2 separate regions of the Homo sapiens genome follow, and region 2 is linked to region 1. The links are chromatin loops, found by intact Hi-C in ENCODE. Cell type or tissue: GM12878. All regions are shown on one strand.

The links. A loop is a pair of places that touch in the nucleus more often than their neighbours do. Peaks named below come from ENCODE experiments on the same cell type or tissue, not always from the same donor. Only the 100,000 strongest peaks of a DNase experiment are listed, where the experiment ranks them.
Region 2: a loop joins it to region 1, with 2.4 times the contacts of the local background. A loop is called at or near these places in 2 of 110 quality-filtered maps.

Annotation. Positions count from the first base shown.
Region 1 is chr3:172,058,222-172,066,221 of GRCh38, forward strand. All of the region lies in intron 1 of FNDC3B (fibronectin type III domain containing 3B), which reads left to right. Among named protein-coding and RNA genes, the nearest start is that of FNDC3B, 23 kb to the left of the region's middle. In GM12878, no CTCF peak of the experiment used is centred here; a DNase peak (open chromatin) is centred at 3,750; H3K4me3 peaks cover 1,121 bases; H3K27ac peaks cover 1,783 bases.
Region 2 is chr3:172,267,879-172,275,878 of GRCh38, forward strand. All of the region lies in intron 6 of FNDC3B (fibronectin type III domain containing 3B), which reads left to right. Among named protein-coding and RNA genes, the nearest start is that of GHSR, 180 kb to the right of the region's middle. In GM12878, no CTCF peak of the experiment used is centred here; a DNase peak (open chromatin) is centred at 3,143; H3K27ac peaks cover 249 bases.

The sequences.
Region 1 (8,000 bases):
GCTTTTCAGAAGCAACATTCATGTTGAAGAAAATCTGTATATTCATTAGGGTAATCAATTACTTTGTGGTTTCAATAACAAGAAAATATTATTAGTGTTACAGAGGAAAAAAATGTGAACCTGTCTTTGTACATTCTAATCATATTGCCTTGCAGAGTTACATTTCCTAATCTTAGGGCTGACTTGGTTTCTGCTACTGTTATGTCCTTTAAGAATGAGATCCTTAATTTTCTTTTTTTTTTTTTTGTAGCAAGTTGATGTCCCTCTTACATTTTTCCTTTTTATATAAGCCAAAAGATTTTTATTGCTATTTTGATATATTATTTGGTTTATTGGGATGTTCTATTACAGATCCTCAGTTGGTATATAATTCATTCTAAGATACTCAATATCACATTTTCCCATGAAATACATAATGAGAAGAGGACCTTAAGTTGAAAGGACTTGCTTGAAATCAGAGGAGTATTAGTAGCCAATACTACAAGAAGCAGACATTCAGTCTTTGTGTCTAGAGGAGGCAGAGTAAATCATCTCATTTTAATGGATCTGTAGTTTCTATTAAACAGAACCTGTCATATTAGCACCATAACTTCCGGTCATATATTTGTTTTGTATTGACTGTACATATAGAGCTTCTTTGTTGCTTCTTGAAATGATATATTGGAAAAACAAGGAGTTTCTACCATCTTCATAGGAGCATATCAATGAACCAAGAAAGTTTTATGAACATTTTCTTTTCTCCGTGTCCTAATTCCCAAAACCTTTAGCAGTTTGCCTAGAGCAGTGACCATTTTGCCTCTGACATTTTGTTTCTGGTTTTCATCAAAACCAACATCTTCCATAATGTTTATTTTCCTTATTTATTTGTCACTATTAATGCTTACAGGAAGCAGCAAAGCATGGAATTCTTTACTTTTTTAATAAGTGTAGTACTAGTGTAACTTATATGTGTGTTTTGTAGAAATACATTTTGATGATAGCACGTAACATAATACATATTTGGGAGCATTTTAAAAATATTTTCTGAATTTATATTTCACTTAAAAAAAAAGAGTGAGGTTTCTAGTGGCATTTTTGATATTAATAGTAAGAAGTCCTGTGATCCATACACCTTCCCAGTGGGTTTTTGGATAAGTCTCAGATTAGTTCTCCTCAGGACTCCTGACACTAATTGTTCTCCATGGCATGGGGGAATTTGAAGCTTATATATAAAGGACTTAAAAGGCTTTGAAAAATTTCTCCTGATACTCGGCATTTGGGAGTCAAAAGTTTGCATCTGAAAAATTGTTTTCTTGATTGAGAATTTAGGTTTGAAAGTGACTTTATGGATTATTAACTGGCCACCTGGCCTCTGTTATAGATTGTCTGACCTATTTATTTGAAATTTATCTAGTATACTTAAATTTGGCAAGAAATCAGGGCACAAATACAAGTTAGGCGTATTGTTTATTTTTCTAAGTCAATAACGCAATTCATTTTGCCATGGAAAAGTAATCATGGAAAACATTAATACCTGATAGACTGTATAAACTTGCTTAACTTTTAGCATAATGATACTTTTTTCCAGGATGCTGACCGGATGGTTTTATGTAAGGATGTTTATCTATAGTCCAGTGAATTAAAACTTTTAGGTAAATAGAGGGCATGTATTACTTATTCCTAGGGCAGTTCCTTTTGAATGATTTCACTTATTGAGAACTGTCATTTTGAAATGTTTCAAACCAATTAGGCATCTTTAGATCTAAATCTTCCAGCCTTCAGCTTTAGGGAATACATATTTGGATTTGCAAGAATGTGAAGATTTAGCCAGGTAGTCACTTCCTATTAGCTGTGAGAGGTCTTCGGACTCAATTGACTGGTGCTTGTTAAATATCTGTTTTTTTGGAGAATTTGTTTCCCTCCCGAAGAGAGAACCCTCATAGTCAGTGGGGCCCATTGACAATTCTCAAATACTATCTTTTAGGATTCTCGTGACTCAGTTTTGTAGTGAACTTTTGAATAAATATAAGTAATGAAAGATGGTAGATTTAATTTAAAAGTCTAGATTCTTTTAGATGTCAGTCAGTCCTGTTGCTAGGGTGGGGGGTGGTAGTGGTGTGTTCCCTCAGGTGAGAGTGTAGTGGTGGTGGTGGGCAGAGGGTAAGACACATTTATGAGTTGGCCCCACACCAGGCTTTTCTCTGTCTTCCCTAGGCCATGAGACTGATTACTTACCATGGTGAGAGAAAACCCTAAAGGCCCCCTCCACACTTCTCATTTGCCCTTTAGAAGACCTAGAAGATTGTAGGAACAGATAGATTGCATGAACTGGTACCTGAAGTTTAGGGAGCCATCAGTTCAATCAGTAGTAGTATTTATTTGAGTGTAGCTGTAAAGATGCGGCAAGAGAAGAAGCAGGGAGATGTCTAATTCCTCTGTTTGACTTTCCCACTAAAATCTAAATTCCTTGAAGGCAGAGACCGACACTTTCCTCTTCTCTTATATACAGAGACTGGCAAACAGACTGCTCAGCAAGTGTTTATTGAATGAATGATTTAATGATGGAGCAGGACATGTTGTTTTGACACTGAGATGCCATGTGTTTGAACCAGGTGAAAACTTATGTTTGATTTTAATTTTAAAGACATGTTCTAATTATAATTCTTACTATTGGAGGCATATGGAACTTTCAATCAAGAGGAATAACTGAGATACTTCAAATTATGTGAAGATAGAAAGGTTTTTCTTGTTCAGTCAATAATTATTGCATTGCAGATAACAGAAACCCACTTAAGCTAGTTTAAGCAATAAAGGTTTGAGGAAAATGAAGGCAGTGTTTCTATACCTCCTGAGCTCCTGGAACCAGCCCTGGGAAGTCACTGGAAGCACAGGTTGCATTTCATCTTTTCTTTGCTCTTCCTTCCCTGATATTTCTTTTTGCAGAGCCCATCCTATATGAATAATGGATGCTTATTCTAAACTCATGAAGTGATACCAATTTTTTCTTTTAAAACGGCCTGGTCTGCACATTACTTTTTTTTTTTTTTTTTGAGATGGAGTCTCGCTCTGTCACCCAGGCTAGAGTGCAGTGGCGTGATCTCGGTTCACTGCAAGCTCCGCCTCCCGGGTTCGCACCATTCTCCTGCCTCAGCCTCCCGAGTAGCTGGGATTACAGGTGCCCGCCACCAAGCCCGGCTATTTTTTTTTATGTTTAGTAGAGACAGGGTTTCACCGTGTTAGCCAGGATGGTCTCGATCTCCTGACCTCGTGATCCTCCCGCCTCGGCCTCCCAAAGTGCTGGGATTACAGGCATGAGCCACCACACCCAGCCTACTTTTTAATAGTAAATTGAAGTTATGGGTGTTAGATATATTCTTTGCAAGCCGTTTTGAAGCAGATTCTTTTCCTAATGTGTCATGTACAATCTGTGGGGGAAGAAGGTTATATAAAGCAAGAATGACTTCTATTCAACAAAATAGTGATATTCTATATTTTCCTGTCTCTTTTGTTTCTTTCTTTAAAATGAACTACAGTGAGACATGGCCAGATTGATTTCTTCCCTTAAATTGTCTCAGAAACTGTACCCAGTCCACTAATTGCTTTGTTCAGCGGACAGGAAATGGTTATATTTGCACAAGTTACACAATCTTAACTAAGTCGGGGCAAAGAACCAAAGAGATCTCTGATCTTTTTTTCCAGCATTAACCTTTCAGTTCCACAAACTAATGCATGATGCATAAACCAGGTTACTAGGGGACACTTATCAAAAACCATAAACTTATTTATCTGAATGACTTTCTGTTTAGGGATACTAAGAAAAGAAGTTACGTGAGGTAATCATGCTGGTGCTGAGGTTAAGTTTGTGCAGTTTCACTTCTTCCTTAATAGTTTTTTTATACATGCAATAAAGGACATGTCCGGAAGCTGATCAGTGCCAGCATGACCATGAAGTGCTCAGTCCCCATTCCTTCTCTCCTTACCCCTCAGCCCCCTTGCAGGCTATATACAAATTTATTCTTTTCCTTTTCTAGGGTTGGGAATTTGCCTCCTTTCTTCCTGCCCCTGTCTGTTATTGGTCCCTAGTACCCCAATTTCTGCTACTTTTCTCCTCCTTCTTTTTTTTTTTTTTGAGATGGAGTCTCTCTCCGTCACCCAGGCTGGAGTGCAGGGGCATGATCTCAGCTCATTGCAACCTCCGCCTCGCAGGTTCAAGTGATTCTCCTGCCTCAGCCTCCCGAGTAGCTGGGATGACAGATGTGTGCTACCACGCCTGGCTAATTTTTTGGATTTTTAGTAGAGATGGGGTTTCACTGTGTTAGCCAAGCTACCTGTCTTGACCTCCCAAAGTGCTGCGATTACAGGCGTGAGCCACCGCGCCTGGCCACTTTTCTCCTTCTTGAAAGTGGGATTTTCTCTTTATCATTGTTTGATTATTGTATAAGTATTATGATTGGCATTTTGCAATTTGAGCAGAGCTGATATTATATATGGTATTTCTAAGTACTTTTTTTTTTGACTCTGCCAAACTGTTAAGTCATTCTCCATCCATCTATCCATCCATCCACCCATCCATCCATCCTCTTCTCATTTTGACTTCTATTAGTTATTTCCTGAAGCCCGTATATCACTGAGAAAAAGTTAATCTTAAGTGAATAACTTAGGTCAAAATGAGAGGAGAATGAAGAATTAAGTGAATGTAGGCAGAGTCAGAAAAAAAAATAGTGTCTCTCTTTAAAGCATTACTTTTTTTGGTGATGCCTTTGAAGGAAGTGAAATTGGTGTATGATCTAATGCTACAAAACCATATCTTGCTCTCATAGATTTTAAGATTTCTCTTTTGAATGATCCATTGCTGTCCTTTCTTTACACGTATCTTTTCTCCCTATCTTCCTTGTTAAATACATTTTTTCGTTATATACTTTTGAAGCAAGTCTTGATTTTTTTGTATTTTCCCCATTTTTCTTCAAATGTTCCACAGTTCCCTAAAATAAGATAGCATTTTTGTCTTTTTCTACAGTCTATTCTTTGCTGTTTACTTCATCCCCACCCACCGCCACCAAAAATGCCTTCAGAAAGTCCCTACCTTTTCTTGTACATTGTCCTTCTGTTCAGATTCTTGTATCGCTGATACTCTCCCCTGCTACCCATTCTCCTCCCAACAGTTTTCTTTGATAGTGATATCTGCCTTGGAATTTCCACTGTGCCTGTTAAACTCTTTGAGAAGGATAATTCTGTCAACGTTTACTTCTCTTCCCCTTCTAGCCCCAAAGACTGAGGACAGTGTCCTCCTCATGCATTCCTGTGACGAGGAATCTGCACTGAGGTTTCTACTCTTTCCCTTACCAGGATTCTGAATTGTCTGTGACTGTCTGATATGATTGCTGATCTCTTTCCTGTTCTCAGATAGGACACAAGGGGTTCCATTCGGAGTTGGCTCAGGACATTCAGATGCCATTATTTTAGTAATGATCACATGATGTTTTGAGGGCAGCCTGAAAAAAATAGAGTCTCTAACAGAGGAGCTGGGTAAAATCAGAGTAGGACCATCTCTAATGCCTTTTCTAGCTCTCTTACTCTGATTTTGTGAATTTATCCTTAGGGACAGTTTTTCATCAGGATGAGACCCTGCTGTGGTCTGAATGTTTGTGTCTCTCTCCCCTCACCAAATTTATTTATATGTTGAAATCTAACCCCCAAGTTGATGGTGTTAAGAGGTGGGGCCTTTAGGAGACAGTTACATCATGAGGGTGGATCCCTCATGAATGGCATTCACGCCCTTATAAAAGAAGCTTAAGGGCCAGGTGTGGTGGTGCGAATCTATAGTTCCAGCTATATGGAAGGCTGTGGCCGTGAGAAGATTGCTTGAGGCCAGGAGTTTGAGGCTGCAGTGAGTGAATAACCCCTGCACTCCAGCCTGGACAACATAGCAAGACTCTCTCTTAAAATAGATAGATAGATTAGATAGACAGCCTAAGGGAGCCTGATTGCCCCTCCACCATGTGAGGACACAGCAAGAAGGCACCATCTGTGAACCAGGAAAGGAGCCCTCACCAGACATCTGATTTGTTGGTGCCTTGATTTTGGACTTACCAACCCCGAGAACTGTAAGAAATGAATTTCTGTTGTTTGTAATTACCCAGGCTAAGGTATTTTGTTAAAGCAGACCAGATGGACTAAGTCAGCCCCATAATGACCCGTTTTATATTTTTATTTATAATCTATCTGCTGCTTAATTTTGTGATTAGTGGCCAGCTACTGTTTACTCATCTTTTATTCATCTGTAAAACTCTTTTTAACTTGTCTTTGTAAGAAACGGTTGGCTAACAGATGAATTTTCAGGTTGTTCAGTTTTAAAATGTTTTACTTAAAAGGGTAAGACAACTCCCCAATGCAAAGTGTGACTTCAGAGATAACTTTCATTTCTTTGAAATGTAGGAAGTCCATAGCCATTGCTGGCTGACATCTTTCTGCTCAATATGCTCCAGGGGAAGATTATCAAATTTTAGCTTCTGAGCTTTCAAATGGCTCTTATTATCAGTGGCATATTACATGAAACTGGTTTTGGGCTCTTCAAATTTATATTTTTGGCAAAGGTGTTGGGAGATTTGATTTCATTCGTCATCACTGCAGTACCTGGCGCATAGTAGGCTCTCCATTTGGTGTGTTGGATGAATGAAGAAAGTGATTCTGCTAGTCAGTGGGGTTTAAAAACAAGTGTCCACCAACTTAATGGGTCCCCATTGATCCTGAGTTCACCTCTGTTGCCCTGTATATATGTGACCCCATGTTTATTGCAACCTTATGGGCATCTCAGGCACTGCAGAGAACAGCCTCTTAAAATTTCTGGTAGAGGCCTGGTGCGGTGGCTCACGCCTGTAATCCCAGCACTTTGGGAGTCTGAGGCGGACGGATCATGAGGTCAGGAGTTCGAGACCAGCCTGACCAACATGGTGAAACCCCATCTCTACTAAAAATATAAAAATTAGCCGGGCATGGTGGCATGCACCTGTAGTCCCAGCTACTCAGGAGTCTGAGGCAGGAGAATTGCTTGAACCTGGGAGGCGGAGGTTGCAGTGAGCTGAGATCGTGCCACTGCACTCCAGCCTGGGTGACAGAGCTAGACTCCGACTCAAAAGAAAAAAAATTTTTGGTAGACTCCTATGTGCCATTTCTGGAGAACTGAAATAGTAGTGGACATACATAGGATTCATTTTAGTGTAGATATGACTTTTTAGTGAAACTTGAAGTCCTACTTCCTGTGTGTGAAATAGGGTAATAGGATCACACCCGAAGAAATGCCGCCTTGTTCAAAAGTGACAGGATCGCTGTTCAGTTTGGAATATTGGAAAGTGGGCAGGTTTATTTGGAAGCACTTTGTTTTTACTATATGTGTAAAACTCCAGGGAGCATTGAATAGGATATGAGGTGCTCCCTTTGGCTGTGCATTAGCAACGTGGCAGTTACTGATCTGTCATTTACTTTGAAAAGGAATTACAAAGTTTTGGCCTCATGCCTGGAGTAGCTCCAGATGGTCAGAAAAGATTTTTGTACTGAAGTCAGAAAGTATATTGCAGTGATAGAATTGGGCTTGTCATGTTTATATTAGAACACTGGCTTCCCACTTTATTCCTCTGCAAAGTTTTTCTTTCTTTCTTTTTTCCCAGAGAGTGAGGGGAGGAAATTGTTGCTTTAGAGTTATGAGTCTAATATTTGGAATACTGTTGTTCTTGGTGATAATGATGTAGAGGTATGATTATGTGGTTAATGTAGTTACTTTGTCAACCTAAATACCCCTGATTCTTAGTATTTACAAAGGATGCATGAAGGCTTGGAATGTAGAGATACACCAAGACCATTGTAGCTGATGTAGAAATGCAGGTAAGAAGCTTCATTTGGGTTGCGTTTGCTTGTCTGATAACCTGGCTGTTAGCCCACAACTGTTATTTAGTAGCTTACCAAACTTCATCTGTTCTGTCTTCCCATGATTCTGTGGTTGCTAGGGGTAATGATGACGTTTGGGT
Region 2 (8,000 bases), 210 kb after region 1:
TTGATTAGAGGTGTCTTTTCTCTGATGGCTGTCATGTAGGCAGAGTCTAATAATTAATTTAATTTTGAAGAAGATTTCTGTGGACCCTGAGGTGTCATATGCCAAGTGGGTGACAAATTCTAAAGCCCTGTTATCTGCCTTGTGTTTTTAATAATTATTGCCCATTGTAATAAACTTGTATCTTAGATTTCTTTTTTCACCCTTCAGTGGGTGTTTTGCCTAAATTGAAAAGACATAGAAGATTTTAACTACATATGAAGTACTATTTTAAGTCATTTGAGATTTTTCTCTCCTCCAGAATTTTTTAATCCTGTCATACTTGGCGGAAAATAATGTATACATCAAAGTCAAGCATACTTAATTATATAGTTTAAACATCAGTGCATCATTAGTTAAATGAACAAATTAGTTAAAACTCTGTATTTGCTGTGGGTTTCAAAAATTACCTGGACAGTAATTAGAGTTACAAAGAGTTCTAAAACAAAAGTTGATGAGAATAATGAAGTTGAACTACAAAGCCCTGATTGTATAAATAGGGCAAGAAGAAATAATACCAAGAAGTGGGGGAAAAAGTGTTTTGGCCAGACCTGAGAACTCAGCTGGATCATGTGGTATCAGCCAAGATAATATGTGACAGAGAACGGCAGATACAAATACCATGACACTCTGTACATGGGAATAGAGAAATCAGGGATAAAAAATACAAGTCATGTAGATCACAGCTCTCCGTGTAGCCAGGCTCAAGTTAAGGTAGTTCAGTTGTATAATCAACTTTCGTGGTATTGCTAGGACCTTAATAGAGGAGAGGCAAAGCTGAGGGGAGATCACATTATGTTACCTCTCTGGAATAGTTTCTCCAATCTTTCCATGCATTTAAAAAATTGGATCTGTCTAATTCAAGCCATTTAGTTCTACCCATGCTCATGATCCTTTGGTTTTAGCTACTTATGTGATTTTTCCATACAAATATCAGTCACTTGCAGCATATACCATGCCCTGCCAGTTCCTTTTGGAATCAATTTAAATGAGAAAAATAAAGGACTTTGGGAAAAACTATTTAAGTGTGTCTGTTAAATTGTTTTACTATTTGAGAATAGTTCTGGAGTCTGAAATACATTTTCCATTTAATAGTATTTGGCTTTTTTTTGTTTGTTTGAGCCATAGCATTCGTGGAAATATGTTGAAATCTTAAGTGGAGAGAATATGACTTACTGCTTTTGGTATTACTTGCTGTCTAGAACGTTACAGTCTCCACTATAGTATGTTCCTGGTCAGCAGCATTAGAAACAAGGACAACTTCAGACTACAAAGAAATGTGCATATTGTGATTCACAACTTTCTTCCTATTTTAAAATCTCCATATTTTTTTTTCTTTCCTTTCCTTTTCCTTTTTCTTTCCTTTCCTAGGCTCTCTCTGTCATCCAGGCTGATATGCAGTCGCATGATCATAGCTCACTGCAGCCTCAAACACTGCATCTCAAGTGATCCTCCTACCTCAGCCTCCTGAATAGCTGGGACCACAGGCATGTGCCACCATGGCTGGCTAATTAAAAAAAATTTTTTTTTTTTTTTTGGTAGAGATGGTCTTGCTATGTTGCCCAGGCTGGTTTTGAACTCCTGGCCTCAAGTGATCCCCTTGTCTTGGCCTCCCAATGTACTGGGATTACACCTATGAGCTACTGCCCCCAGCCTATTCTGGATTCTTCAGATTGTAGAGCCAACTGTACTACAAATCTGTGTGGTTTTTTTGTTTGTTGTTTTGTTTTGTTTTGTTTTGTTTTTTGGAGAGAGGGTCTCACTCTGTCGCCCAGGCTGGAGTGCAGTGGCACAGTCTCGACTCACTGCAACCTCCACCTCTCGGGTTCAAGCGGTTATCCTGCCTCAGCCTCCCAAGTAGCTGGGACTACAAGTGCGTGCCACCATGCCTGGCTAATTTTTTTTGATATTTTTAGTAGAGACAGGGTTTCACAGTGTTAGCCAGGATGGTCTCGATCTCCTGACCTCGTGATCCGCCCACCTCAGCCTCCCAAAGTGCTGGGATTACAGGCGTGAGCCACCGCACGCGGCCTAAATCTGTGCTTTTTTATAGGACATTTCATCAAATACATATTCTTAGTCACTTGAGTGGCAACTCTTCCTAGATATTAATACTGTATACAAAAAGTTAGGTCTAGAAAATGACATCAATTATTGTGAGACAAGTAACACATTTCTGTATATCCAAAACATATTTCATTAAATTTGACTGTTTTCCTAAATTTCCAATGTTATTGTAGTGCTTGTTTTGTAATATTGTGCTTGCGTGTGCACATGTGCACTTACATAGAGCTTAAATGGGTAAAATAGAGTGTTACTCTCTTTGCTGGTCTCACTGCTTTAGCTGTTGTTCCCTTAAAATTCGTTCTCTGCACAGCAGCTGGGTGAAGTTTTTATTAAAACCCCCATGTTTTCCTTTCGAACTTAGCATACAGTGCAAACTCTACTATGGCTGCTGCCTGATGCGCCTTCTTCCAGCCCTGCTCCAGTTCTCTGTGCCCTTGCCACACAGCATACTTTCTCCAATTCTCTAACATGTGGGGCCCATTCTGCCCTAGTGCCTTTGCCCTCTCTATTCTCTCTCTTGGAAAGTTCTTTTATACTTTGTATAGTAGAATCCTCCCAATCCTTCCTGGCATAGCCCAAATGCTTCAGGGTCAGAGAGACCTTCTTGGACTACTTCATCACATCACGCTTCTCTACATATTCTTCATGACACCCACCACTAGCTGACTCTATTGTGTTTGTTTGTGTACATTTTCTATATTCTCCTGCAAGAGTTCACCCTTGACTATATTGGAAACAGATTGGAGTTGGCAGAAGATAACATGCAGAGCTCACTCAAGGGGACTTCCAGACATCTTTTATAGATAATACGAATTGCTAAATTTGCTTTTCATCTAAAAAATTTCATTTTATAAGACTTGGGTTAAAATACAGAATTCCATTGCAGTTGGAAAGAGTTACCAGATAGTTCATTATGTGTGCTTGAATGCCAGTCTTGCACAGCATGTAGCACAGTCAGTATGAAACCCTTTTTTGAGGAACTGAAATGCCAGGTAAGAATTCTATGGTAAGCCTATTTCAGCCCCACAAATGAAGGCCTTTCCTATAAATGTGGTCTTGTATTTCCTTCCAGCCAGATGAATGCAAGAAACTGTCATCGTTGCTCTCTCCATTTTTGTTTAGTAAGAACGAGCCTCTTTAGGTGTTTGTAGAGTTATTTTGGCAGTCTAGTATTATTTCCACTATCATTAGCTTTTACCCTTAGGTAGAACCTGGACTTTGTGTTTTCACCTATCCAATTTTCATTACATTTCATGTAATTCATAGAAATTAAAATTTCACTCAGATACTCTTGACTGCATAGCAACAGACCTATTTTGGAGTATTAAAACAAGGTTTTAATATAGAAACTGTTTCAACCTTTTGTTTTAAACTATTGATTTCCTACATAGTTTGGGAATTTTTTTAGATACCAGCTCTCTTCAGTAGTTCCGATTTCTTAGGACTTTTATAAAAAACATCTTGAAAAAATGGTATCATAACTTTAATATTACTCAGCACATTTTTTGTTGTTGTTGTTCAGAATGGTTTATGCGCTCTTATTCTGATGAAAAAGAAGATGAAAACATTCTTTTCTAATTGTTGGGAAATGTTGTGGAACCTGACTTTTTGACCGCTTTTGCCAATGCTAGGGCCTGTTGACCTACTCATTCCCACTTGGCTCTGCCAGCTGGGGCTGCCTTAACTGGTCTCCATGCTCCTATGAGAGAGTTCTTAGGTAAACGTCAAGTCTGCATCAGAAAGCCGTGCAGACGTGGAGAGCCATCTTTTTCCAAACGTTCAGTGCAAGGCAGAGCAACAGGCTCTGCTTTGAGAATTATTGCTGGAGACACCATCCACGCATGCAAGCATTCTGTACCGGGTAGTACACTGACAATTTGGAACAAGGATAGACACTGCCATCTTGGTTCAGAAGGCCTCCTAATAATGGCATTCTAGAAGAGAAAACCTGGATTATGTAGCCTAAGATATGGTCTTGTTCTGGTAGAACATGTGTGAATAGGAAACACATCGTAGCCCTTGCTGATACTGTTACTAGGGTCTAGATCACCGTTGGGCTTAAGCAGAGATGGGTAATTTTTGCTTTTTCTTAATATTCCAGCAGTCTAAACTAAAAATATGGAGAGATTATAAACCTGTGTTTGCCTGAAAACAAGATTGTCACCAATCTCAAAAGTCAGAAATAAATCATTTTTTCTCATACTCTGTATAATAGCTATAAGAGAGTGGGGACTGGAAAGGTATTTTGGAGTTTAAAAGTAGTAAAACACAGAACCATGAGTCCTGCTTGCAACTTTAATAAAATTTGGGTATTGTCTGTGTAGAACACCTTTTCTGTTCCTGGGTTAGGCTATAAGGACCTCCCGTTATGAAACCAAGCCAGAAACTGCCCTAAGATTAAATACCTTAAGGAAAAGTAACCTTTGTGGCAGTGGGGAACAGTCACAGCTCTGAGACCACATCTCTGGTCAGTGACCAGAGATATCTGAGAGCTGATGGGCTGTAGTGGGGAGAAGGACTGGCTGCTACAGGAAATAAACCTTATTTCAGACCCACCTGGAAATGATCTTACTTAATATGTTGCTTTTTACATGTTTTAGGGAATTTTTAGATTCACATTTCAGGAGACTATTCTGTATTTGAGCCTTTGGGTTTTGCTGAAGAGCATAGAACCCTAAAAACCGAATATGATGATCTTAGAACTTCCTTAATTTCTTTCTTTCCACTCTTAGTCTCTTTTCTCATTTCCTTTCACTGCTCTGAAAATTAACACCTGCTAGGGAAATCAACTTTAGGCTGCTTTCATTGGAAGCCAGTGTCTAAAAATCAATCCTGGCAACTAGTGTAAAATGAAATTTGGAAGATGTCTTGATTCTCATGGACTTGTGCAAGCTGAAGTTATTAAAGAGGATTAGGAACCACAGCTGGTGAGCAGATGGAATGCTTATAATTTCACAATCTGAGGTAGCTGTAAACTCAAATCTGCACAAAACTTCTTTGCTTTTTCTCTAGTTTATTTCACTTTATCTTCCTGGACTGTAACTCTGGGCAAGTACGATCGTTTAATTGTTGGAGATGATGAGCCTTAATAGGTTCCTCATTTAGATGGCATCATTTAAAATTCTAGTTGTACAATTTCATACTCAGAATTTCATTTCAGAAACCAACTATTTAATAATGGACTTATTAACAGCACAATAAGTAGGAAATGGTTTTACCTTTCGTTCAAAATGTAGAAATATATTTTAAATTTGAACAATGAAGACTGGTTCACAGTAATTGCAACTAGACAATATAACTACTTGCTTCTTAAAGAAATGCTTGATTCCATCAGTTTCTTCAGCTTTTTCTGTGTTCATTTCTACTAGAAATTCCTGTGTCATAGAAAAAAAGTCCCCTAAAGCCACCTTCTTCATTGGCTCTGTTACCTAATCACAGGCTCCCTGCTCCCTGTATATTCCCCGCACCCATGACTACTTCTCTGTTCATTCTATCTGATCATAATATAGGGGCCTTATACATGCACAGAGCAACTGTTTGCCCCCTCAGAAACATAAGCCTAGACCACATTTTCTGGGTAGATTAGTGTTTTCTCCACAAAGGAAGGTGTTTGTGAGACTTTCATCCAGTGGCTGCTAGGAAGGTCAAATTAGGAACTTTTGTCTACAGATACAAAGACATTAACTTACACTTTATGTTAGTGGTTGTTACTTTATTTAACAATGGAATTAGTGTCCACTCTACAGTTTAGCACCTCTTTATCCTTACTGAAAGACTTTAGAGAAATGGCTGCTAAGGTGGAGTTTCTTCAAATACAGAAAAACATCTGGAGCCGTAAATAAGTTGAGCAGCCCGGATACATTCTGTACTAGCTGGTTGGGAAGAAAACAACACAGGGATATTTCAGGTGGTGCCGCACAACAAACAGCGGTAGTTTATGGTCTGAGATAGTCTCTGTTCTTTTGGAACCGGTGTGTGCTTCTTCTCTAAAGCCACAGTCAGCAGCAAAAAATACTGTAACATGTCTTTTGGAAGCAATTACTGCATGATCCTCAGTGTTCTAGCCTCAGAACATCCTGAGTGTTCCATTTCTATACGTGCGGGAGAAGAGGACATATTACCGATGCTTTGGCATGAAGTAATCTGGAGAATTATTATAGGATATGGTCTTTCTTGACCAGCTTTTGAAATGGCTTTCAGTAGCTTCTCTTTGGATTTCCAAACTGACCTTCTGTAATTGGATATGGCCTCTTACAGAAGCAGTAGTATAAACATGTTTAAACTTCTAATGTAATTATTTTATCCTGAACCAAGTAGTCTAGCAGTCTCTTCCAGCGGATAGATTTGTTTATCTTAAGTAGAGTTGATCTCCCCGCCTTACCCTTGTTACCTTTGGACACAGGAGATGGCAGGAGAAGAGGTTTTGGATGGCCCCCAAGAAGAAGTAGACTTGGACCGAAAATCAGAAGACAAGAAGACCTGAGGATTTGATACTGGGTTCTTTTAGATTTTCCTGTGCGATCTTGACCAGATTCATAAAATCTCTGATTTGCTGAATCTATATCTAGTAAATGGGTATAATAATATCTAATATGTATTTGCATATGTTTGGTATGTGTATTGGTATGTGATGACTGACATAACAAAGTAGCACAAACTAGGTAGCTTACACAACACAATTTTATCTTCTCACAGCTCTAGATGCTAGAAGTCAGACTGCAGTGTTGGCAGGGTTGGTCCTTCAGGGCCATGAGGGAAGGATCTATTCTAGGCCTCTGTCTTTGACTTGTAGATGGCCATTTTCTCCCTCTGTCTTCACATCATCTTCCCTGTGTGTGTCTGCATCCGAATTTCCTCCTCTTCTAAGGACACCTGTCATATTAAATTAGGGCCCACCCTGATGAGCTCTTTTTAACTTAATTACCTCTTTAAAGGCCCTATCTCCAAATATAGTCAAATTCTGAGGCACTGGGGGGCCAATCCAGATTTTTTTGGTCATCCATTTTTTTTCTTTTCTGTTGTCTTATCTATTATATTTTCCTCTTGTGTGTTTTTATTTCTCACCCAGATTAGTCCATGACCTAAATGGCCGCTTTTGCTCACAACTGCCTCTTGGGCTCAATAAGCTCACTGTTGTCTAGGGTTTATACACCTCAGCTGTTAGGAGTTGGAGATCAGATGAATGTGGTTTATCGTCTGTAGAGTGAAATATGGCTACTAAGTGGTGCCATTACAGAGCCAATTTGGGGTGTAAATCTAGTATTTCAGCTCTTGGACTTTTTAAACTGCATCTTTAAATAGAACACTAGTTTCATTCTGAGGGGGGGAAATATACATGCAGAAGACATTAAGGCCTATGATGAATGTCATGTTTTGAACAACAAGGGCAGCTCATTTGGACAACAGAAATCCATCTGCAGGGCTTAAGAGAATCCTTTATTTTATACAGAAACCGAATAAGTTCCAAATAATATAAATGTTATTAAAGACTTAGAATGAGATAGCAATAGTGCATAGCTTTGGCCTAGAGTAGGTAGGCTTGAAAACAATTCAGGACTTCTTTTACATTGACCCTGGATTTGTGGATGTCTGTTCTATCATAATATGTTTTAGAGAATAAAATGGAAAAGCTTGTAATACCAGAGAGCTTCTATTCCTCAGAGTGGTTGCAATTCTGGAGAACAACCTCTTGCAAGTAGCATTTTCCGTATAGACATTTCTTGCCTGCTGGCCCAATCTTAACTTTTCATTTTAGTTCATTTCTCAGTTCAGTGCATTTAGAAGACAGTGCATTTTTCTTTTCTGGACTAGGGCAGATGGTGCTGTCACTTTTGATTATCTGGTTTTTTTTTTAAAGGGAAGTGTTGATTAGGGAGAGCAAGAAATGAAATACCACC